Regions from separate parts of the Homo sapiens genome. Here region 1 is linked to region 2. A link is an interaction called in ENCODE POLR2A ChIA-PET data of the cell type or tissue named here. Cell type or tissue: A673. All regions are shown on one strand. Each heading gives the region's core, and the rest is flanking DNA. Links, peaks and the distances in the headings are about the cores only. Region 1 overlaps LRRC4C (leucine rich repeat containing 4C). Region 2 has its middle 490 kb from the start of LINC01493.

The links. ChIA-PET counts read pairs that join two places held together with the same protein. Peaks named below come from ENCODE experiments on the same cell type or tissue, not always from the same donor. Only the 100,000 strongest peaks of a DNase experiment are listed, where the experiment ranks them.
Region 1: POLR2A ChIA-PET joins it to region 2 with 5 read pairs; 1 of 35 experiments calls an interaction of 5 or more read pairs at or near these places.

What each region holds. Positions count from the first base shown.
Region 1 is chr11:40,162,165-40,175,276 of GRCh38, reverse strand. The region is part of intron 5 of LRRC4C (leucine rich repeat containing 4C); the gene reads left to right. Among named protein-coding and RNA genes, the nearest start is that of LRRC4C, 1.3 Mb to the left of the region's middle. In A673, for the core only: a CTCF peak has its summit at 7,270; a DNase peak (open chromatin) is centred at 6,576.
Region 2 is chr11:39,135,992-39,149,103 of GRCh38, reverse strand. No RefSeq gene overlaps it. Among named protein-coding and RNA genes, the nearest start is that of LINC01493, 490 kb to the right of the region's middle. In A673, for the core only: no CTCF peak of the experiment used is centred there; DNase peaks (open chromatin) are centred at 8,833 and 9,343; H3K27ac peaks cover 2,460 bases.

The DNA of each region.
Region 1 (13,112 bases), core at 2,915-10,914, 1.0 Mb before region 2:
GGTTATCTATACAACTTTGTGAATTCTCTTTTAGTGATGAATTTAGTCAGTGACATTAAGTCCTTTCTTTTATGAGCCAACAGCATCAGGTAAGGTTAACACAATCAAATCTATTATGCAACCACTGCTTCGTGATGTTAGTACTCAACATAGACAAGATGCAATGTTTTGAAAGCTGATAAGCTGATATTATCTTACATGGTAATGGTAGAGCTAGATGTATTCATGTAGTCTCTCTTTCTAACTATATTCTAGATCATCAATCTGTTTCTCGCTTTTTACATAATTACTGCTGCAAGTTATAATGGAAGGAAAGGAGATTTGTAGTTGAAATTTGTGGGTTTAGCACCATTTCTATCACAGAATAGCTCTGTGACTTTAATCAAAGCATGTGACCGCAGTTCCCTCCACTTCAAAATAGAAATATTACTTATAACTATTTGACCTGTCCCCTGGGAGAAGCAAGTGAAATAATTAGTAGGAAAATACTGTATCAACCATAATGCAATAAAAAATCCATTGGTTATTGTTACTACTATTGCACTTTTTTCTTTGTCTTCATGAACTGTATTGTCTTGTGGTCAAACTCCACACTGCTGCTATGGTTATAGTGTAGGAAACAAATGTTAAAAAACCAAACAAACATAAAAGCACAAATGGGACTGTTTCTATGGCTACTTCAGAAATATGGTTCGATGCAGAAAAATAATAACGCACACATATGCACAGGTGCACACACGGTACTGAGACAATACTGCCTTTAGAGTCATGATCAATGGTAGATGTTCATAGCCTTCTAACAGTCTTGAGTGATAATTTTAAGAAGGAATCTCTTATGTTCCTTTAGGATTCTAATCAGTTATATAGGGATTGATAACAGCTGTGGGGATTTGGCTTCTACTTGTTAAAGTTACTCCTGATCTTCAATTTAATTTAAATCAGTGAAGACTAGTTCAGTGGTCAAGGCCAGCAGAAGTAAAAATAGGTTTACTTTGTGTGTGAGTCAAATAATTGATTTGAGATGTGTATTCTTCGCATAACACAAGGCATCAGTCTTGTCCATCAATTCTGTGACCAGCAGACTCTTCCAATAATAAATACGATATTATCTAGCATGTATTTCATTTTTAATGTGGTTCATGCAGCGTGCTAACACCATGCATGCATTATCTCTTAATTTTCTCATCAACATTTTAGTGTGTATACCGTTGTTCCTCAATTAGGTGGGGCTTTTGAAAAAGCTGGAGCTTAGAAAAGAAGGTAACTTATACAAGGTTGGTTCAAGTTTGCACATTGGTAAGTTAAACGGGCCTGAACTTTAGGGGTCTCTGCCTCCAGAACCTATACTTTTTTAACTACAATACCTTGTTGCTTCCCAACTTAGAGGTAACACAGTTTACCAACATAAGTATTCATTGAATACCTTGGTTTAGAAATACCTGCAATCAAGTTTCTCATCATCTATAACTGACTCAAATCATGACACCTGTATAGAGCCAGAGACAGAAACTATGTACTATTTTTACTATGTTTCTTATTCAAAGAATCCTTTGCTTCCCCCTTCTTCCTAGGGGATGGCACTGACGTTTTACAGGTATGATCATCTAGGCACTAAGTAAGATCCACTGAGATTTTGTTTCCATAATAATGTATAGACCTTTATAGGTAGTCTCAGATTGAATTGTACTCTTCAGAAGGATTGGGCTTAAAGGATGCATAGACAAGTACAAGCAATGAAGTAAACCAACAAAACAAAGGGCAATAGTTGGAGGTATTTGTGTTCATTATCTTTTAAGCTTCATGAATGCTCCCATTCAATTCTATCATTCATTCATTTATTGTATATATTTTGAGCATCAATTTCTCTGTCTAGCATTCTCCCAAATCCAGGTCACATGGCATACAACCAGACATGCAGGTCTTTGCCTCTTGGGGAGTTTGCATTCTAGTGTGGAAAGTGATCTATAGCAGTAAACCAAAGAAGTGGTTGCAGCTGTGACAAGTGCTGCAACAAAAATGAAAACATAGCATTAATTTCTTAGGGCTGTCATTGCCAAGTGCCACAAACTAGGTGAGTTTAAACAACAAAAATGTATTGCCTCACAGTTCTGGAGGGTACAAATTCAAAGTCAAGGTGCCATCAGAGCCGTGTACTCTCTGACCACTCTAGTGAAGAATTCTTCCTTGTTTTCTTCTAGCTTCTGGCATTTGATGGCAGTCCTTGGCCAATTATCTTGGCTTGTAGATGTACTGCTTCAGTCTCATGACTGCCGTCTCTTTACTTGTCTTCACTTGATCTTCCTCTGTGCATGTCTGTCTTTGTGTACATATTTCCACTTGTTGTAAGGAGATCAGTCATTTTTGATTACAGCCTACCCTAATAACCAAATTTTAACCTGATTACTTCTATAAAAATTCTATTACAGTAAGGCTAAATTTGGAGGCCCTGGGACTTAAGGCTTTAATACATCTTTTTGAGGGCACACATTTCAACCTATAACACAGAGCATTATGAATCGAGAGTGATGGTGCCATTAAATGAGGTGACACAGTCATGGATAGAAGGTCCCTCTGCCCCTTTACTTCAGAAACTGTTGCACCTAAGACTTGAATAACTAGGAGACAGGTATATGTCAGTTGAAGGAAAGGGAGTTTCAAGCAGAAGGAACAATGACAGACAGCAAATGCCATGAAACAGAAACAAACTGAGGAGCATGGGAAGAATGGGAGGGTAAAAAGGGAGCATAAAAATTATAATCTTAAAAAAAAAAGAATTTGGATTTATTTCATAAATCCACTTAGGAAGTGGAATAGGAAATGCTAGAGGGAGTTAATCGAGGGAATGATAGTGATCTGATTGACTTTTCAAAAACCATTCTGGCTGTTCTGTGGGGACAGGATAGTGAAGGGAGAGGAATGGTGTAGGATTAGTCAGTAGGAATACTGCTAAAGTCATCTAGGAGAGTGATTTAGACTAGAATAGTAATAGTGTATGTCTTAGTCCATTTGTGCTACTATAACAAAATAACCTAAGACTGGGTGATTTATAAATAACAGAATGTTCTCACAGTTCTGGAGACTGGGAATTCCAAGATCAAGTTGTGTCTGGTGAGGACTATTCCTGATAGATGGCAATAGATGGTGCCATCTAGGTTTTCTCAAACGACAGAAGAGCAAAAAAGTGAAGAAACATTATGTCCTCACATGGCTAAAAAGCAGAAGAAAGCAAACGGACTCCTTTCAGTCCTTTTTTTTGTTTGGAGACGGAGTCTAACTCTGTTGCCCAGGCCGGAGTGCAGTGGTGCAATCTCAGCTTACGGCAACCTCCACCTCCTGAGTTCAATTCTCCTGCTTCAGCCTCCCAAGTCGCTTTTATAAAGCACTAATATATTCATAAGAGGAATGATCATGTGGGGAAACAGACTTTCAGGCCAACGTTTTGCTGCATGGTGGTACGGAAAGATAATTTTGACAAAGTCTGTGTAGGACCACTGGTAACCTTGGCTAAATTATACTATAACGAATAGCAACCTACTTCAGCTGATTAGATTAAATTAGATCGGTTGGGGGGGTCGGATTAAATTAGATTAAGCACAAGCTCCTTCTGCCGCATATAGTGTATGAATCAGCCTAGGAGATTACCTGTTAGTTTCCTCTCTTTATTTCTAGGAGATCATTTCTATGCTTATAAAGACCCCTTTTTTATGTGGTATATGACATAAGAATATCAATAACACATGAAAATTTTTACTAATATTGGGTGTTGATTGGGTGCCAAACACAATGTAAACCATTTTAATACATTGCCTCATTTAATTAGTATATTTAGCAAACAATCCTGCCCTATCTACAGGGGTTTCTAGATGGTTCCAGTTATTGCTAGGGTTTTTGTTCATAAATTTTTGCCTCCTTTTCCACATTCTAATATCTTAATCTTGTAAAGCCAAGTTTAATGCTGAAGCGTGATTTTATTTTATGCATTCAGTAAAAGATAACCACATGCAGAAAGAACAAATATCAAGACTGTAGAAATAAGTTTCTTACCAAGTTTGATTGTTAAAATCATTATGAAACTACCAAACAATAAAAAATTCCTAAAGCAATCCTTGAAATACCTTTTTTTATGAGTTTTTCATTTTTTTCCATTTTTTAGCTTGTATAATGGTCTGTTCTTTTTAATATAAGGTATTGTTACGTTTCTTAACTGAAAAGTCTAATTCAGCCTTTTCCAAAATTGGTTTTAGGAAGCATAATTTCCCTCACTGTAAATGCTCTGGATAAAGGGAGCCTTGATCTACTTCCTCGCTACATATTATATGCCTTCCCATCTTAAACACTGGTAGAATTTATTAGCGTGTAAAAGGCTCTGAGAAGTGCTACTTTAACGTGTAGTCTCCCAAAAGTTTGTAATCACAGGCATTCTCTTTGGATTAGATCTAATGCATTGTAAAGAGAAATATTCTCACTTTATTTCTTGCTCATGTGTTGGAAGGATGAGGTAAGCCTGAGATTTCTAAAGGCAGAAGTGTAAATTCACAGGTAAACTCTCACCTGATGAAGTTAGAATGTCTCCTTTCTCCTACCTTGGATTCCTAATGTTTTGGCTACAAAAAGATTTTACAATCCTTGGATTTCTCAAGATTTGAGCAAGACATTAGCATTCTTTTTGTTGTACCCTAGAGATATTTGTGAATGTCTTCCATTCTCCATCTCACTCTCTTTTATTATCTTTTTCTTCCCTCTCTGGTTATTTCTAGATTTTTTTTTTCTCTCTTTCTCTCTTAATGTAGCGTCACTGTGAGGCACATGCCCCTTCATTCACTGTGCAGTGAGTATCTTACTTTCACCAAAGATGTAATTTGGAGGCCTTGATTTAAAATAGGCACTGCAGATGTTTTCACCGAGTGAGCCCTTTACAGGACCTCCTTGGATGCACAAGGTTCTCTGCCTTTTTGTTTACCACGGGAGCATAGTTAGCATCCAAGTTAATGTGCAACTCTGACTACACTAGAACAAAGCAGGGAGTGGGTGATGAGTCATTAGGTAAAATGCTTTTATGTTCTTTTAACCATTCATATGTGTGTATTGGGTTATAGAAAAATATACACAAATATTCATATGCAGAATCCCACTCACATGCACACTCCCTTTTTGTAACATTCTAGTACTATTATCACCCACAGTTAAAATAGAACTCTGTGTTTTAATAACATCACAGATTTGTGCTTTATCTGGGATCACTATATATTATTGTAAAGCCAAGCTAGTACTACCATTGTTCCCTTTACTCAAAAGAAATTAAACCTGTCTCGTAACTAAAAGCCTAGCTTTATCTTGTGTTTGCAAAAGGAAGACCAATTGAAAACTTCCCAAATTAGCATTCTAGTAATACAGCAATAATTAATGTTAGGGGTTGGCTTCAGACAAAATGACCTACCCTTATATATAATTAGTGCTAATAAGAAATCGTGTGAATTGTGAATTGTAAAAGTGATGTTGCATTTTCTATCTCTCTTTTTTTAAGTGGAATACTAGACTTGGTACGAGGGTTATGGAGTAAGATCTAGAATAGATCATAGCTTACAACCCTTTACAATGAAAATGGAAATGAAATCTCAACTGACAGGCATGTGCCTTGTCTTTCCCAACAATAAACATAGCATTTTGAGCAGGTGTTATGAAATCAAAGTATTATATTGCAAATCTGTGCATATATATAGTTGTACTATACTCATATTTATATACCTACTAAAATATAAAATGTGTTATGGTGAAAACTTGCTAAGTAATTACATAAATTTGTCTCAAGTTATCTTGATACCCTGAGATTGACTCACTCTCTACCCCAAAAATATTTATACCTCAAAAATTTCACATGCTATAAGAATTGAACCCCTGGGCTGAGTTTTAAAATAATATATACACATGTATGAGTGTCTTGCATCCTTCCCTGGTCCAGAATTTCACCCTGATAGAATAATGTTGAAATTATTTTCTATAGAAAGAATTGTCCACACTGTGACTGGCAAATGAACTAGTTAACAGGATCCATGAACTCCTTCAGAATACTAGGTTCCTATTTAAAGCTTACCGTATCCCAGAAAAATAAGTCTCAATAATATATATTCTTAGAACCTCATATACATGCATGTATGTTTATGAATTTATATGTCAATGAGAGTGCATACTCATTCGTTTTTAAAGCAATCATGAGTTAAAATGCTCCGTTGCAAAGTTATTTTATAAAACTCAAGGGTTAGAATTGCTTATGCAATAATTAGAAGGAAAAAAAAACTAAAGTAAAGACTGGGACATGGGGTGACTCTAGTCTATTCCCTTATAAGAGGAAACATGAAGGCGATGGCTTTTCATTAAAATGGAACCAGTGTGTTGGGGCAGCACTGATTTGATTTTTGCCTACCTGCCCTACTCAGAAATTATAGATTTAAAAGATATGATTAACAGAAAATGAAAGATTCTCCTTGATTCTTAGTTATGTAAAGGATTTCCTGTTACTTTCCTCTGCCAGCCCAGATTTCTCAGCTGGTGTGGAGCCTTTTAAGTTGTGTTTTCACACCACATGAGTCAGTGGCATTAATTAGCAAAGCAGGACTGTGATCATTAACTCTGATGTGAGGTTTCTCTTCCCCATCTGACCCTTCATAAAGCAGGACCATGTGGCTGAGATAAAGGCAGGGAGCCTTTGTGCTCTGTGCTGCTAGCTTCAGTCAGCTCAAAGGAAGCCTCTTGCATACTGTGGAGATTTTTCAGGTTTCTTTTCTTCTATTTAATGTGACCAATCCACACAGATGTGAAGTGGATTCATTGACTTGAAGCATCAGGAGGTTTGGACGCAAACTAGAGCAAATCTGAACGAACCCTTCTTTACTCAGCTCAAAACCATGTCTACTATTTTGGTCAGTGTGCAACCCTACCCAGAACCCCTTTTCTTTATGTGCTTTGCCACCTGAATCCAATCTAAATGGCTTCTCAAAAATGTTAGTCTTATAATAAACCTGAACATTTTGTCCCTCTGAACAGACCTTCTTCCACCATCTTTTGGTCCCCATTTGATTTTGCCAAGATCCTCAGAATAACCTCTGCCCCTTAGTTAAACAGTTTTATCTCCAATTATGTTCCCTCTTTGGTTTCCTTATTTCACATCTCCTTTCCTACTAGCAGTGGGATAGTTTTTTTGTTTTGTTTTGTTTTTTTGTTTTTTGTTTGTTTGTTTGAGACAGAGTTTTGCTCTGTTGCCAGGCTGGAGTGCAGTGGCGCCATCTAGGCTCACTGCAACCTCCGCCTCCCAGGTTCAAGCAATTCTCCTGCCTCAGCCTCCCCGGTAGCTGGGATTACAGGCTTGTGCCACCACGACTGGCTAATTTTGTATTTTTAGTAGAGGCAGGGTTTCTCCATGTTGGTCAGGCTGGTCTTGAACTCATGACCTCAGGTGATCCACCTGCCTCGGCCTCCCAAAGTGCTGGGATGACTCTAGTCTATTCCCTTATAAGGGTGAGTAGGTTTGAAGTGAAATGGCCCTACCACAAGAGACTTCCTTTTTCTACCCTGCCTTAATCTCAATATCAAAAGAGCTCTAGGCTTAAGCCTCACCCTACCCTTTGCTCACCCCTGTATTTATTCTATACCACTCTTCTCTCCACCCTCCAGAGAACTTTCTGTCATAGAATAGCATCACTAGTGATTTCTATGGATAAAAAATCCCAAAGTGGAAAACTGAGAACTACCGAGGCCTGCCTTCTGCTGGTGGCTTTTTAATTTTTTTCTTGCTGCCTTGTATTAGTGACTAATGTTCACGTTGACACATTTACCCAAACATAAAATCACATGATTACAAACATCTTAGCTGGAGTTAATTAAATCAAGGGGTATAAATATAGCTATTAATTACTATCTTCATCCCATTATTTTGAGACTATGCAAATGAACAATATTTTCCATTCTGCATCTTCACTGGTACACAGAGCTACCACTCACTACATCTGCTACAAGGTTACCAAGAAAAGTGGTCGAAACAGAGGCTATGTATTTTCAAGAAACTCCAATTTTGGACAACCTAAGCTTTTTGTATGGTGGAAGCAATTTGCAGAATTCTAGGCTACACAGTGTGGAAAGTCCTAGGTCTTCTGGCAAATGTCCAGGAGTGATAAGGCCAACGGTCAGGATTACTCATAATATACATTGGAAGTGCTTTAATTGTACTCCGGGATTCCCTTATTAAAATGCCTTTCACTTAACTAATGTAGAATCAATGCTGGTCATAATCTAGACACGGGGAGTCATAATTTAGACACAGGCTTTATGAACTTATATCATGGGCCCCTTAAAGCAATAATTTTGACTCCTTTTAACTGTGACTCAGAATAAAATGTACATGTTACATCTCTACCCATATAAACATATATATGGATGTTTATATCACAAAACAGTATACAGTATATAATGCACTCCAATATTTTCTGTTCTAGTCTTTTTCATTTTATTTAATACAGGTTACAATCTATAAATTGATTACATGACCAACTAGTAGTCATTACCCAGAGTTTGACAACTATTTTTTTTTAAAGAGCTGCAGTGATGAGCTTGTTTAAATCATGTCTAAATGCATTCTCCTATTCGATCATCATAGTTGCCTGATACTATGTGAGGCTTTAAAAAATTATATTTATGTGAAATATTCTAATAAAAAATCACACATATCAGAAGCATATGTGTTCATGACATTTCACAAATTGAACACAGTTAACCAGCACACACAGTAGGAAACTGACAATGCCTCTTCTCCTTAGACTCTCTTCCAGTAACTGCCCGCTCCTCAAGGATAACTACTATCCTGACATCAAAGAGTGTAGATTAAGATCATGTTTGCTGGTTCATATACTATATATAAATTATATGAGATTTCTTTGTATCAAGCTTCTTTTGTCTATATTTGTGAAATTCATTCGTATTTTTGTAAGGCTACAGAATGCTCATTCTCCAGCTATATGGTATTCCATTGGTGCAAATACCACAGTGTATCTGTTCATTGAATGGGGATTGGGACACTTCTAGTTTTAGGCTAGTTCTCATTTCAGTTTAGTCTGTTAGGACTACATAGTGCTGCTATAAACATTCTAATGTACATTTGGAACATATGTACACATTTGTACTGGTTATAGATACCTACGACAGCAATTGCTGGGTCATATGGCATGAATATGATCAACTTTATTAAAGAGAGCCAAACAGTTTTCTAAAATGGTTGTACCAGTTTACACTTCTACTAGCAGTGAGATAGTTTTCTTTTTGTTTTTTGTTTGTTTGTTTTTTTGAGACAGAGTTTCGCTCTCCTTGCCCGGGCTGGAGTGCAATGGCACCATCTTGGCTCACTGCAACCTCCGCCTCCCAGTTTCAAGCAATTCTCCTGCCTCAGCCTCCCCAGTAGCTGGGATTACAAGCATGCACCACCACGCCCGGCTAATTTTGTATTTTTAGTAGAGACAGGGTTCCTCCATGTTGGTCAGGCTGGTCTTGAACTCCCGACCTCAGGTGATCCACCCACCTTGGCCTCCCAAAGAGCTGGGATTACAGGCGTGAGCCACCATGCCCGGTATGTTCTTAAGATCTAATTCATTTTATATAGGGAAAATTAAGACTCAGAACTGAAGCAGGTTACCAAAGTCACAGAACTAACATATCACAGAATTAGAACTAAAACCAGATTGCAGAGTCCAAAATCAGTGGATTTTTTGTCGTTGTTTTTCTGTATTGTGTTTTTCTCTCTACTCCTCACTAATTTTTATAAAAGCCTTTGAAGAGGATAATTTGTGTTTTCTTCATCTCCTTCAAGCCTTTTGTACACACAGACAAACAGACGCATAAACATAGACACATACACACACTCTGCCACTCATATAGATGCACACACAAACTCCCACAACACACATACACATATAAAAACAAATACAAAGGCACACACACAAATTCTCAGATACACAGAGACATAGAAACGGATACATATAGATACAGACATGCGAATATATATACATATATGTGTATACACACTTATAAAAATAGAGACACGTGCAGACATATGCAAACACAAAGCAAGATAAATACACACAAATACAATTATACACCTAGTTGTATGTCATATTTGTTTCATATGCTATCATGCTTTTGTCAAGATAATTAAGTTCCTTGAGGATATATTCATATGACCCATGGTTCTTCAATAAATACCAATCTGTATAATTATCCTGAGATTTTATTTTTACATTTTTAAGATTCCTGGATAAAAGCAATTATACTTCAATTTGGTAACATGTCCTGAGCTTAGTTACCAGATGGATGTCAATTTTAAACTTCTGTTTAAATAAACTCTATTGATACATAATAATTGTACCAATTTATGGGGTGCATATGATATATTGATACATGCATACATGGTGTAATGATCAAATCAGGGTATTTAGGATTTCCATCACCTCAAACATTTTTCACTTATTTGTATTGGGAACATTTCACATCTTCTCTTTTAGCTATTTTGAAATATAGAATCGTCCCCGACCCCCTTCCCTGCCTCTGGTATCTATCATTCTACTCTCTACCTCCATGAGATTAACTTTCTTATCTCTTACATATTAGAAAGAACATGGAATATTTGTCTTTCTAGTGCTGTCTAAGTGTTAGTCACAGTGATATCCAGTTCCATTTATGTTGCTGCAAATGACAGGATTTGGCTGGGCACGGTGGCTCACACCTGTAATCCCTGCACATTGGGAGGCTGAGGTGGGCAGATCACCTGAGGTCAGGAGACCAGCCTGGCCAACATAGTGAAGCCCCATCTCTACTAAAAATACAAAAAATTAGCCGGGCATAGTGGTGCATGCCTGTAATCCCAGCTATTCTTGGAAGCTGAGGCAGGAGAATCACTTGAACCCGTGAGGTGGAGGTTGCAGTGAGCCGATATTCTCTTTTATGGCTGGATAATATTCCATTGTGTATGTTTCCCACATTTAAAAAATTCATTCATCCATTGATGAGCTTCTTAACAGCATCTACTGGACATTCTTGTGTTAAGCTTAAGTAATTATTGGCAGAATTCAGTTCCTGATGGCTTAAGACTGAGGTCCTAGCTTTTTTGCTGGCTGTCAGGCCACATACTCAGCTCTTAGAGGATACTCAGAGTTCTTTGACACATGACCCTCTCACAACCACATGGAAGCTAAGTTTTTCAAAGCCAGCAGGAGAATCTCTTGCTACAATGTGCTAACATAGTCTTATATAAAAATTATTTTATCATATGTGCAACTTCCCATCATCTTTGCTGTGTAATGCAACCCAATCAAGGGAGTTTATATTTGTTTATGTTATAGAAACAAATTATAATCCCACCACTTTTGCAATTTTTTGCAAAAGCAAAAAAAAGCAAGTTATAAATCCTTATAACTTGCTTTTGCAAAAGCAAGTTATAAATCCTATTCATACTCAGTGGGAGGATTATATAAGGGTGTGGCTCAGGGTCATCTTAGAATTCTGCCTACTGTACTTAGCTTGGGAATTCTCTTTCGTGTGGTATTTCTAACCAGGTACCATACTTGCTATTATGTTATTATAATCAATTTCTATTCATAGGATAGACTGACTCTAGAAGCAGCTTATAGTCCAATTCATACATAACAATATATTGCAATTCAGAATATATACATACTCATACATATACACAAATATATATAAATAATTATTTTTAGTTTCACATTCCATCATAAAATTAAAATCAGCCATGGTTCCATTTACACACTTGATACCTTGCCAGCAAATGTCTTCATAGTCTAGATATTTTGCAACCCGGTGATTCCTGTAAGGGAGAGTTTTATTACCTTACTGTCATTCAGACATTGAAGGAGGTGGTGACTTCTTTTGAAATGCAGCATACTTTGTTCTAAACCCTCTGAAAGACAGGCAATCTTTACTAAGATCAAACCTTCAAGATAATGTGAAACTATCTTTCTCTCTGGGCTGTATTAAAAATTTGATTGAAAATTTATCAGAAACTTTTAATGGATATTAATGTTCTTACACACGGTATGGTGGATAGGGTATGGATAGGATGCACTGTGCTTTCTGGGAAACGTTCCAAGCAATGGCTTAAGGGGACCACTATGAGGAATTTTCTTGCTTGGCTCTGTGACAAATGGCATGCCTGCTTAATCAAGACTAGGTGCAATATGGTTGCTGCCCTTTAACAAAACTATAATAGAAGATAAGAGACAAAAGAGATATGTAGTAGAGGTGGTTAGAGGGATAATGAAGCTTATAGATGAGGTGAGATGGCAAATGAGAACATTCCATCCAGAAAGGCTGAGAGTTGAGAGTTAAATCCTATCTCATGAAAATGATCACTAAACAGGTGCTTAGAAGTACAAGTTAAAGTGCCTCATTGTTGTATTTGGACAGCCTGAATAAGAAACTTGGCTTTGCTACTTATCAACTATGCTAACTTTGACTGAGTTATTAAACCTTATTAAGTTACCATTTCCTTAGCATCTGGGAGGATACAAATCACATACCTTACGTAAAGTTTGTTATAGTACTTGGCCCTAATAAACACAACAACAAAACAAGGAAACAAGCGGATGAACACTGAGCTACAAAGCGACGAAACATTTGCAGATTTCTTTATGTACCTTACCATCTAACGGGGAGGTGGAGAGTACTATACAAGTGAAAGAAAAGTTGCAGAGTGATCTCCCAAATTCCAGAGTCATGGCAGAAATCTCAGTCATCAAGAGAGGTGCTTTCTTCTTCTCTCACCCTGGGTGAGAGGCAAACAGGTGCTTGCTTGTTCTCTTACCCAGGGTCTAGAGGAAGCAATTTATTTATTTATCTGTTTCATCTATATCTCTTTCTCTAATTCTGTGTCAAAATTATTAAAATCCATTTTTATTTAACCTTTGCACCAAAGAAAAATGCCAAAATGTTTGAGCGTTTGCAGCTGTGATGCCTATGAGCTAATGAAGGTCAAGCAGACTAAGTCCCTGTGGAGAGACAACAAAGCTGGCACCGGAAATGATGTCTGGCTTGTTATAACGGTCAGTCTTTTTTTTTTT
Region 2 (13,112 bases), core at 2,286-10,285:
ACTGCTGGATTGCCTCTGATGTTCCCTTAAGGCCCAAGGGCTCTTAAGTCAGCTTATAGTAAATGATGCCTGGTCTTGGACTCACTCTTCAAGGTCGAAAAGGTATAGGAGTCAGGAAGTCTTTGCCACTGGATACTATACTTATTTTTTTGGTGTTCTGGAACATAAGGTATCAATAAGCATTCCTAATTATCTCTCAATATAAAATGAAATGCATAAAAATCTCCTTATAAAGTTATGCTAATTATTACATAAGCTTCCTTGTTGTACCTGCTTCTCAGTTTCTTGAGAATCATCAGCCATCACCTCCAGTGATCAAGTAAGAAATATCCAAATAACCAATATCTCTGACAGGTATTACAGTAGACTTAAAAACCTGAGGTTTATTTATTTTGCTCACAGATGATGGATATTGGAAACTTCATTAATTCTTAAGAGGCCAGAAAAAAATGTATTATTGCTTTCAGGTACATAGGAGCTAAAAGTTTTCAAACATCAATGAGCTTCAGAATATATATCAAGATAAAATCAATGTCTTTTAGGTAAATCTCCATTATGCATTTACAGTAGTGAGTGTTTTTTTCTAAGTGTGCCTTTAAATCTTCCAATTCTAACTAAAATGCATTACATTCTGTATGGTAAGCTTTCTCCTAAGAGTTAAATTACGGCATGTATTGAATTTAGCTCTGAAATGGGAGGACAAAAATTGATTAGAGGGCTGTCTTATCAAGAAAGATTAAAGCGAGTACATATTTATAACTAAGTTGAAGGGGAAGTAGGTTAATTTGTACATGTATTTGAATAGGGCAAATGTCAGAGTAAAGAGGAATTATTTATTTTGGTACAAGGTATTATGTAGCTCAGAATATTGGGATAAAATATAGAAAGAGATATTCTGGTAAAATTTGAACTGTAAGATAGATGTAGTCTTTGTAGGAAAGTAGTAAAACTAAAATGGACTGGCCTACTTTTAAGAAATGTGTTAACTTTACTCAAGGAGTGGGAAGAAACCAGATGATGTGTTATGCTTTTTATCTCTACTGTTTTTACAACATTTTTTTCGGGGTGTGAGGGGACTTTGAAAAACTTCTGAGACTCTGTTCATTTTTGATTTTAAGTAAGATACATCCACCAACAAAAATAATAATATTAACAAGTTACCTGTGGAAGACCTACTATTACTTGAATTGCAATGCAATTGCATTAATTAAATTGCATCAAATACTTTGGTATAAAAATACTAATATCTGAATTTAAATTAAGTGAATTTAAATTGAGTAAATTTTAAAATGTTTGCTACGTACTCCCTAAAAGAAAGAAAAAATAAATAATAATAACAACAAACGTAATCCCAACGACAGCCGTTATAATGACAGCAAAAATAATTTTAATTCTAGTATGTCCTGTAGTGAGCCAAGTGTGAGACGTGAATTGGCTGCACTCTCGTTGGTCTCGTTTCATGGACTTCCCACAAAATAATTACTGTGTATTAGTCTGTGTTAGTCTAGTGTTAAAAACAAGTAATTTTCATGTACTATAGCTTGTAAATAAAAGCTAAGAGCTGTATCTGGTGTGTAATTGAAGAAATGAAGATCTCTCCTACAATGGAGGGAAAGTAGTCTGTGTTAGACATACTGACATGGTAAAAGAATTTTGTAGCGTGCTTTTGTTCTACAGACAATTATGCCTTAAATTTTGACTTTGGAACTTAACCCCTGTATAAGATGCAACTCCACTCTACTCCAGTTAACTCTTTTGATTCTCATATCATGAGGTAGACACTTTCAGTGACTCTGTTTATGACAGGAAAATTAAGGAATATAGAAGTTGCATAATTTGACCAAGACCAAATTAGTAATCCTGTAAATGGTAGAAACACTATTTAAATCAAAACTGTTTAAAGTCCAAGTTTGTGTTCTTATACACTTCCATATAGTCCAAGTTAGTGATCTACAAACGTAGAGTATATCAAAATCACCCAAAGGCAGTGTTACATATCACTTCTCCACTGTGCATTCAGTGGTGTTACATTTGCAACTTGAAATTGGCATAGTGGGGGTATTTGCACCCCAGAAATAGGTAAACACTACAAATCAGAGCCTTTCTTCTTCTTAAAAAGACATTGCTAGGGCCACCACAGAGTTTCCTACTCAATAGGTCTTAAGTGGGTCCCAATAATTTATATTTCTTAGAGGCCCTAGGTGATACTGTTGCTGGTATCTGAGACCACACTTTGAGTACCACTAATCTTAATCATTTTTCTCCATATATAAACAGGTTTATTACAAGCATTGAATAATGCAGTAAGATACTATGTATTAATAAAATCATATTTATGTTGGCCTTTAATTGGATATTAATATTTCATCAAATTGTAAGAGACTAGAAAAATTTAAACTCATATAGGAAAAAATGTAAAATTTCATTTTTAATATATATGTTAAGTGAAATGTACAGTCTTTTTTTCTAACTATGACAATTTCTACATAAATTGGAGTAAGCTTTCACATAAATCTGAAAAAGGTAACCTATATTTTTCTATAGACTCAAAAAACAAAACTAAGTTAATACCTGAACTTAATGCACTAGTTCTTAGGAGCTTTAAGAGGAAGCATAACATGTAGTCTCAGCAGTTTTAATATTCATAAGAATTATGTTCTTGATTTTATATGTAAGCTTATTGGTTTTATTTGTTTCAATTTTACTTGTTTAAAGTCAGGGATTCATTTCTATACAATATTCTTGAGTCTATCCTTAGAATTATTTATCTCAAAATGCTTAATCTACTGACAAAAAGGGCAAAATTAATGGTGTGGATGATAGTATAGTAAACATTAATTGTAAAATATTTGGGTGAATTATTATTTGAAATATTTAAAGACATAATTTATAACTGCCATTTAAATCCTGACTCAATTTTTTTTTGCATTTATTATTGATTGATCCTTTACTAAAATAATAATTTATTGAATAATATTTGAAAATCATTTAAGGCCGGGCGCAGTGGCTCACGCCTGTAATCCCAGCACTTTGGGAGGCTGAGGGGGGTGGATCACGAGGTCTGGAGATTGAGACATCCTGGCTAACACGGTGAAACCCCGTCTCTACTAAAAATACAAAAAAATTAGGCGAGGTGGCAGGTGCCTGTAGTCTCAGCTACTAGGGAGGCTGAGGCAGGAGAATGGCGTGAACCTGGGAGGCGGAGCTTGCAATGACATGAGATGGCGCCACTGCACTCCAGCCTGGGGGACAGAGCAAGACTCCATCTCAAAAAAAAAAAAAAAAAAGAAAAAAGAAAAAAGAAAATCATTTAAATAATAAACTTTTAAGGAAAATATTTGGAAGGTTATAAACAGATGGTATATCGGGTACTATTAATATCTTCTAGGTCAAAATGTAAACAGGATATTTGGTTCTGTAGTGAGAGAGAGAGTTTGTATATTTTAAAGCCAAAATATTCAAGATAAGTTCTTTGGATCCTGTCTTCTGTGCGTTAGGACCACCATGTTGCCAACCTCCAAGGGGATTACATTGTACACACAGGCAACAAACACTGAGTTGGCAAAATTGCAGCCCTGCCATACATTTTTTAGTTAAATACAGTTATTGGAATTGGTCCTAGAAGATGGTTTATAACTGTTAAAGCCATTTGCATCAAGTACCTTTTCAATGTTAAATTTAGCTCTTTCATTCTGAGGCTCAAAATCCTGCTTACTACACACTTGTCATGTATCCATGCTTATTGTAACATAATTGATATCGTCACAGGCTTAGATAATTAGGACATTAGAACTATGGTCTAGTTTGAGATTTACTTACTAATATTGCCTACTTGTTTTCTTCTTGATTAGTAGATCTATAAGTATCTTTCAGGGGGTGCTAAGTAAGTCATTCTTTTCAAAAACAGTACCTCTTCAGAGAAATTGATGTAATGTTTCCAGTCTTCATGGTCAAATCATGTTTAACAGCTCTGTTTTCAGCTCCACCAGTCACCTGCATTGCAAAACATCATAAAACAGTTAAACTTCTTTTGGTGACAAGAGATGAATAAAATATCTTAGCTCTTGGTTCCAAAGGCACAACATGATACAAGTTGGCAAGGAAGACAGAGGCATTGCTTTTTGGCTCCAAATAGCTTCATTGCTGGCTGCTGTAAAAGAAGTATGTTTTCAGCAGGCAGAAATTGACAGGAATACATAAGCTATTTTGGCAAGCACTTTTGCTTTTGGTCTTTTCCAGCTGATGCGCCAAGATGATGAAAGGCCCCAAACAAATTAACAATATTTTGTTTCTTCCTTTCAACCTTACAGCCAATAGAAATACAGTACAATTTGAAAAAAGATTAAAAGATGGAAAAAACAATGACTAAAAGGAATAACTGAGAGCATGATGGGAACTTTGAAGCAGCTTATTCCACTTGATACAGTGGAAAAATAATTAAACATTTGTTTATTAAATGCTCACTATATTCTGGCATTGGTCAGATAACAAGTTGAATCAGAAGCTTTTGTTCTAATGAAGAGACAGGGCCCATTACCAGATACTTAGTGTAAGGAATGATGTAGTAATAATATAAACAAATATCAAGGGGTACATAGGACCTGGTCTGTCTCCACACGTATCCTATATTGTTGCATAATATTGGGCAAATCATTTCATTTCATAATATCGGCAAATCATTTCATTTCATTTCTTGCAAATCATTTCATTTCTTTTGATTTTTTCATCCCTGTTGCACTGAATGCTGGCTGGAAGAAAATGCAAAACGTCTCAAATTTTGTGTTTAGCTGAGCGAGAAACTTATCTCCCTTCTGAACTGTAAGGCGTGGGTGTAGAATGAAGTCATCAAAACCAGTACCCACAACACTCGTCGGAAAAAAAAAAAGAAAGAAAGAAGTATAGGTCAATGGGAGGTACTAGAAACATTGATCAAATGTAGAGTATACGTCCCAACTGAATGTGTTACAATTTTTTAAAAATAAAGCATTGTAGAGGTGGGGACAAACATGAACCAAACACACGTGTGCACAAACACACACACACATAGTTGTCAATGAAATCTCACTTGAATCTTACAGAATAAATAATATAAGGAGGAGGAAGGCATAGTGGATTTAGAATTTAAGTTCAGCTTTGAACATTAGTATTTACAAAATCATAGAGGAACAGAAAATGTTATTCTAAAATGAGGCGTATGACCGATAAGTATATCATTTCAGAGACTCAAATATTCACTTGAAATAAAAAAAAATTTGAGAAGTCTGGACAAGAAAATCCAGATACAGTAGCTTGAAATAAGTTTAAAAACATAGATCAGCTAATTTTTGTATTTTTGTAGAGACAGGGTTTCACGATGTTGGCCAGGCTGGTCTTGACCTCTGACCTCAAGTGATCTGCCCACCTTGGCCTCCCAAAGTGGCAGGATTACAGGAATGAGCCACCACACCCAGCTGTGGTGGCATGTGCCATAATCCCAGCTGCTCCGGAGGCTGAGGCAGGAGAATCGCTTGAACCCAGTAGATGGAGGTTGCAGAGAGCCGAGATCACGCCACTGCACTCCAGCCTCGGCAACAGAAGGAGACTCCGTCTCCAAAAAAACAAAAACAAAACAGAAGAAGAAGAACAACAAAATATATATATATATATATATATATATATATATGTATATATATAGCTACACATAGATTGGTTTGAAATTTTATTGAAACTATTAACATGAACTTTAAATTCCTGGAATGTATTGAGAATACAGGAGATGAGATGACTGGTAACATTGTTTCATAAAAGTGACAACTTAGATCTACATTATTTGTCCAGATGCTTTTCTTCTATTAAAGTGAGTATGCATTCAATATTTTTCTTAAATCAAAGCCAGTAAATGAAATTTGGTATTCTCTTATTCTGTATGTTTATATTATTTTAGGCTTTATAGGACTTGAACTAAAGTAGAAAACTATTTAGTATGGCTTGAAGAAAATTCTGCCTCATAGAAGGGAGCTAGAGGTGAGAAAGACTTGAAGTTGATTTTTGATCTCCAAATACATGCTTTTGCTTTTCGGCATTAAAAAAACTATTTTATATGTATGAGCCTTTTTCTTTTATATATAATGTAAACTGTATCTCATAATATTGAAAGTGAGACCTGTTAAAAGTTTCATATTTTTTAAAGATGCATTTTGAAGCTTTTGTTCAATACAAAAAATTAAAAATTCACAAATAATTTCATTGGCCATATTTCAAATTACAGTCAGTTTGTCAAAAGAACTTATTCAGCATATTAGCTTCTAATATTTGAAGAGCTGGGAAATCTACCATATTTAATTTATATTTAAGAAAATTGTTTTTTAATTATTGCTTTCCTCCTGTTCCATTACCATGTCTGAGAAGTTTAATTATCAATAGTCTCAGACTTGCTGATTTATTATTAACATCCAGATATGTTTTTATTCAACCTGGTAACTGTTGTTAGTTATTAAATGAAAAACAAATAAATTATATTAATTAGGAATAAAAACTAATTGAAGGGATACATTAGAATCTAAAAATGTAATATCAAAAGCAAACACATTCAGAGACTGAATTTAATTAAAGACTTAAAAGTCAACAAATAAATCTGTTCTGAATGCCAACTACTTTGCTGCACCTCTACTATTACCATCTGGTTCATACGTCATGACCCTGCTCCTGGACTATGTCAATAGTTCCTTAAATGGTCTTGCTGCTTTCTAGTTCTTCTGTGATCCATTCTCTAAACAGCTATTGCTTTGTGGTCCAACCATAGTGATTTTCTTTCCATTACCTAAACATTTAAAGATCCCTTTCGTATAGCACCTGCTGGTCCTCTCTTGGGATGCTGCACCACCACACACTCGCAGGCTTGGCTCTTTCTTACCAGCCTCCTTTCTGCTCATGGGTCATCACCTCTGCGAGGCTTCCCTGACCATTACAATTAATGTAGCTGCGAACCAAATGCACACCCTCTCATATGTCTGTTTTTCTTTAGAGAATATTAATTTCATGAGACTTCCCTGTCTTATTTACTATTGTATTTCCAGTGTCTAAAACATTGCTGGAATATAGAAGACTCTCAAAACTGTTTACTAAATAAAGGAAAACTCTAATTGAGGAAAATCGTAGAAAGTGGTTAATTTTATGAGATTTAAAAGATTTACTGATTATGATTATTAACTAGCAACATTTTAAATTTAGAAGAGACAAAGTACAACTGGAACAGTCTTTTTAAACTTCTTTTTACCTTAGAATGTGCAGATTATAAAAATATTAAAAATAATTATTTTGATTAATTAACACATGAAATGACTTGGAAACATTCCTAGAACATTATGACTAGATTCATATTGGAATTAAATAATTTTTCAAGTTTTCAATATCTGTATATATAATATTCTGATAACTATAAAAAGAGTAAAGTGCTCTTATTCTTTCATTTTCTTCCTAATTTCTGTTTGAATAATTAAATGTCATTTTGCCTATTTTTATGATAAGTTCTACTTGGGTATATGATAAAATGACCCATTTTCATTTGATTATGTAACTGTTTTAGAAAATTTATTTTAAATAACAAGAATATTTACTATAATGAATATAATTAATATACATTTGTTAGGTCAAAGGAATCTTCTGCAGGCCATTTTCTGAGTGCATCTTTCCTCTCTTTTATTAATGGTTCATATTGGACAATTTGTTAAAATATGGAAATTGAGGAGATACATTAGAAAGGTCAACAAAAATATAAACAGTCTTAAGTTTCCAGGTGACATAAAACATAGTGATTTGAGTAAGGCCTAGAAGTTATAAGGCTCTGTGTTTTTTTTCTCCAAATGTTATTTAAATAGAGTAAGTGATTTTTATAGTTCTCTTCGTTCTTCCATTAGTTTATAATTTAAAACCCTGTGATTAAATATTTCAAACATTAGCATTTTCAGAGTATAAAATGTATAAATGCAAATTATTTGTATTGCCAATGAATTTTTAACTTTCAGAACTGTAAATTCTCCCAAAGTTGGGGATGCTGGGAACCATGAGGATACTGTCACTACTTCATCTCGGCACATATTCCACTTGCTTTCACTACAACTCTCTGTTTATTTTTAATGAAATCTGTAGTGCCTCTAAAATGTGTACTTTGCATTTGATATGCTTTCTCAACATTAGCTCATTAATCTTCTAGCCTTTCTAACAAGTCATAGAAAAGTGAGTCTATTCCAAGTGCAAAAATCCACAGAATAAATTTAGCATTAAGTTGTTTGTGACTGAAAGCCATAGAAATTATGGTAGTAATTAGAAATGGTATAAGAAATGCTCTGTATCCTTTTTTCCTACATTTTCTTTTTCTCTTCCTGTCTTTCTCGTATTATTTTTTCAACATTTATCTTTTAGACAGTAAGTATAGTAAGAGGAATGAGTTGATATTGACTAGTAATTATAGTAGCATACTTTTTATTTAATTTTTCTCTATAAATTTACATTCTCTGCTTAAATTCTCCATCTCATCCTTCAGTATATTGACCTCTCATGCTCTATTATATTATTTTAGTCACAGTTATTTTAATGTTCTGGTTTAATAACTGTAAACTGCGAGGACATTAGAGGCTTTGGATCTTGTTATCTTCCTCTAGAAGGGATTCACTTCAAGTTCTTTAGTCTCCTAGGACTGAATTGTTCTCAAGGCCTCTCAGCCATGGCAGTTGTGATGTCCAATTTCTTTCTCTTCTGTCTGGCACAGTTCAGTCTAGAGATTCTGCTCATCTTGTCAGTTCCCTCAGCAATCATTTTTAGTTAGCAGATGCCACAGCAAGAGGAGTTTAGTGTTATTTTAATGTCTCTGTATTTCTCTCCTACATACCTCCTCAGATTTTGACTGCATGAGAAGCTCTCAGGATTCTTCAAATTTTTTTTTTGTATGTCGCTAGCATTGGTTTGATACAATCTCACTTATCACATTCAGAAATAATTTATAAAAAATATAGTATACTTATTTAGTAGTATTTATAATATTTAATAATTTTAGTATTTAGTAATTGAGTAGTATTTGTAGGAATAAGATTTTAAAATAACAACAATATTTCTTATACCATTATTTGAGAAGTCTTTATGTAAGAATCAAACTGTTACAGCATGTGCTCAAAAACTGACTACTTTGTAATCTAAGATGAAAGGTGTAGAGTCAAATGAATAACGTTTTGGGGACAGCTTTTGACTGAGCACATGATTTTAGTTGGATCAATTAACTGTTCTCAGCCTCAGATCATCCTTTTGTAGGAAATCAACTTTTTCAGTCTCACTTCCTCTATGAATAAAGATTATCTGATAAATGAGAAAACCCGCTGAGATCCGCAGAAAGAGGGTACAATGTAAAAGTAAAACATTGTTTTGTAAAAGGAGCTGTCTCAGTAAGGGATTGCTTTATTGAGCAATCTGAACTAATTGTGATAACCTCAAAGGGTAGTAAAATACACTGATCTATGCCACCAACACTGCTATATTAGCAGATCTAGAAAGGGTGAGCAGAGATAGTAGGGAATGAGATCACAGACTTAAAAGAGTACAGTAATGGTGTGGGTATAGATTATATAGAAGTTTTTTAGGCCACCGTGTGGACTTTGCTATTTAGAGTCAGTTAGGAAGCCAAATTAAGGTTGTAAGAAGAGGAATGTCATGATTAGATTTTCTTTTAAAATATTTCTTATATGGCTGCAATATTCTGAATAGATTAACGAGAAGTAATGACAGAAACTGAAGGGGCAATAAGAAACTTATACAATAATTTTTGCTTATCTCTTTTATTCTGTCAGGAAGGTAAATGTTTGTGAGAAGCCCACTAATAGATCATACCTCAGGCTCAGTTGGCCAGGATTGAGTTATTGCTTACTCCTGAGCTGCAAGTGTATCTAAGAAAGGAGATATCTGGTATTGTCTGTGGATATAGTGGAAGACAGACTCTGCTGGCAAAAAAAAAAAAAAAAGGGAGAAATAGCCATTGGTTAGGCAATGAATAATGCTTTTCATGGTGATATTTAGGCTTAGAGCATTACGAATGCCTTGAAGCTATTAGGTAGGATATTAAATTGATGAAGTTATTTGAGAATAGCCTTTCTGACTGTTCCAGAAAAATGGACCAGTGGTGAGCAAGACAAGAAGTAAGGAATCCAATTAGAAAGATCTTGCCGTAATTCAGAAGACACATGATAGCATATGAAAGTGGCCTGGGATTGACTGAATGTGAGAGCTGAGGGTCATGGAGAGGAAGCATCAATGATGTTGCTCACACTAGATTTCTAGATTGGACAAATGGTTATAATATGTTGCCATTATTGACACTTGTGCTTTTGTTTTGAAGGGGAGCAAGTTTGGGAAGGAAATGATGAGATTAGCTGTGATTATGCTGAGTTTAGATGTGCCGGGAAAAAAATCTAAATAATAATATGAAATAAGCAAATCTGAAGCACAAGAAAAATATTAAAGCTAAAAATATATATTTTAGAGTTACATACATGCTGATAATTCTGGCCAAATTATAAAATAGTTAATCCAGAAAAAACTAAGATTGAATCAAGATGGTGTTGTGAACAAACACTTTCACTCTCCTGTCCTATATGCAAAGAAGGGACAGCGAGAGTGAGGCAAATAGCAGATAAAGGGAGGTTCAAAAATAAAATATGTAACGGAAGAATATTTGTGATGAATTGGAAATGTTCAGTCTCAGACTATAAAGAGCATATAAAATATAATCTTTAGAAATATATAGTTTTCTTTTCTTTGGAAGATAGTGGATTAGAGGCTTTTGTATGTCTCAGCCACGTGGAAACAGGAAAATAGCACATAAAAATGAACTCTGAGAGTGTTAATTCAAGAAGAAAGACAATAATTCACCAGAATAGCCAAGGACAACCCAGACCCTGGAGAGGAGAAGGTGGGCAAGCAGTCCCTGTTATGGCTTTTGGCTGATAAATATATGAGTGAAGCCCCACTACGTGAGAGGGTTAGTTACTCTCCCTCTATGTCTCTCCTTTCCTCTGGGGATCTGTGCAACCCAGGCCAAGGGAGAGCACCACTTTTCTCTCAAGCCCTGGAGCTAACTTGGGGAGAGGCAGACAGAGGGAAAGACACTGGGAAAAGCTGCAGGCATTTTCCCAGACCTAGGGCTGAGAAGAGGATGTCATTTTAAACCTAGTCTCATAGAAAATCAGATAAGGAGTGGGAGAGAGGCAGATACCACTCCCCTGGAAATCTAATCCTCACCACAGTTTACCCCTAAGGAAGGAGGGAGTGCAGCCTCCCAAAGCTCTTTTGGGTCAAAGAAAACATGAACATGGTGCCAGGTATTGAATGTAGCAGCACAAAAGCCCTGGAATAGACATGTAGGATGGATGACCCCTGCAATGGGGACATCTCTTGCCTCCATTCCCCTCTTCAGTGCACTGTTGTAGACTCAGCAGTGGCCCAGTTAGGGCCTGAGGAGTATGAGCTGAAAGAAACTACTTCTCGGCCAAGCACAGTGGCTCACACCTGTAATCCCAGCACTTTGGGAGGTTGAGGCAGGTGGATCACCTGAGGTCAGTAGTTCGAGACCAGCCTAACCAACATGGAGAAACCCCATATATACCAAAAATACAAAATTAGCCAGGTGTGGTGGTGCATGCCTGTAATCCCAGCTACTGAGAAGGCTGAGGCAGGAGGAGAATTCCTTGAACCCGGGAGGCGAATGTTGTGGTGAGCTGAGATCGTGCCATTACACTCCATCCTGGGCAACAAGAGTGAAACTCAGTCTAAAAAAAAAAAAAAGAAGAAGAAGAAGAAAAGAAAAAGAAATCAGTTCTCAGGATTTTTTAGCCTCTCCAACCCCAATGAAGGTGAACACATGCTGAGAGAGGACACTTTTTATGCTCTCCATTGCCTCGGCCACCACCCCTATCTGTTAGCTCTTATTCTTAAGTGCCATCTGCTAAACTATAGCCTGAAATATACCACCAAACAAAAATACATCACTGCAATAAGAAACATCTGAGAAAGCCACTGCATGAATCTATCTGCAGCCAAGGAACCTGTATGGAGCCTCAGCACCTTGAAAGCACTCAAAAATAAAGCCAATTGATTATATGCAACATATATCACGGTCATGCCATCAAGAGTAAAAAGAATAAAAAATAAAGAAGTACCACTGAAATTAAAAAAAATAAAAACAAACAAAAAAAGTCTCCGAATCATCAGCTCCCTGAGATGAGAAGGAATTGGCACAAGAACTGAATGTCAGAGTTTCTCATCACCTCAAAATAATACCACTAGCTCCCAAGCAATGAATCTAAATCAGAACAAAATGTCTGGAATGACAGATATAGAACTCAGAATATGGATGACAAGGAAACTCAACTAGATTCAAGAGAAAGTTGAAATTCAACTCAAAGAAGCCAGAAAAATTATCCAAGACTTGAAAGGCAACAGAACTATATTAAGCTATATTAAGATGGAACCAAACAGAAACTTCTAGAATTGAAAATTTTCCTATAAGAACTTCAAAATTCGGTTGGAAGTCTTAACAACAGGCAAGACCAAACAGAAGAAGGAATTTCAGAGCTCAGAGTTTGATCCTTTAAATTAACCCAGTCAGACAAAAGTTAAAAAAAAAAAGAATTTAAAAAACAAACAGCTTTTGAGAAATATTGGTTAATGTAAAGTGACAACATTTACTACTTATTGGCTTTCCCGAGAAAGAAGATAAAGTAAGCAACTTTGAAAACATATTTGAGTATATAATTCAGGAAAATTTCCACATTCTTGCTAGAGAGGTCAACATGCAGACATAAGAAATCCATAGAACTCCTGCAAGATAATATACAAGATGACCATCCCCAGGTCACATAGTCATTAGAGTATCCAAGGTTGATGTAAAGAAAAAAAAAAAAACTTAAAGGCAGGTAGAGAAAATGGTCATATTACCTATAAAAGGAAATTCATCAGACTAATAGTCTCAGCAGAATTCTCCGCAGAAATCTTATAAGCCAGAAGGAACTGGGTCCCCTTTTTAGCAGTATTAAAGAAAGGAAATGCCAGCCAAGAATTTTTATATCTTTCCACACTAAGTTACATAAACA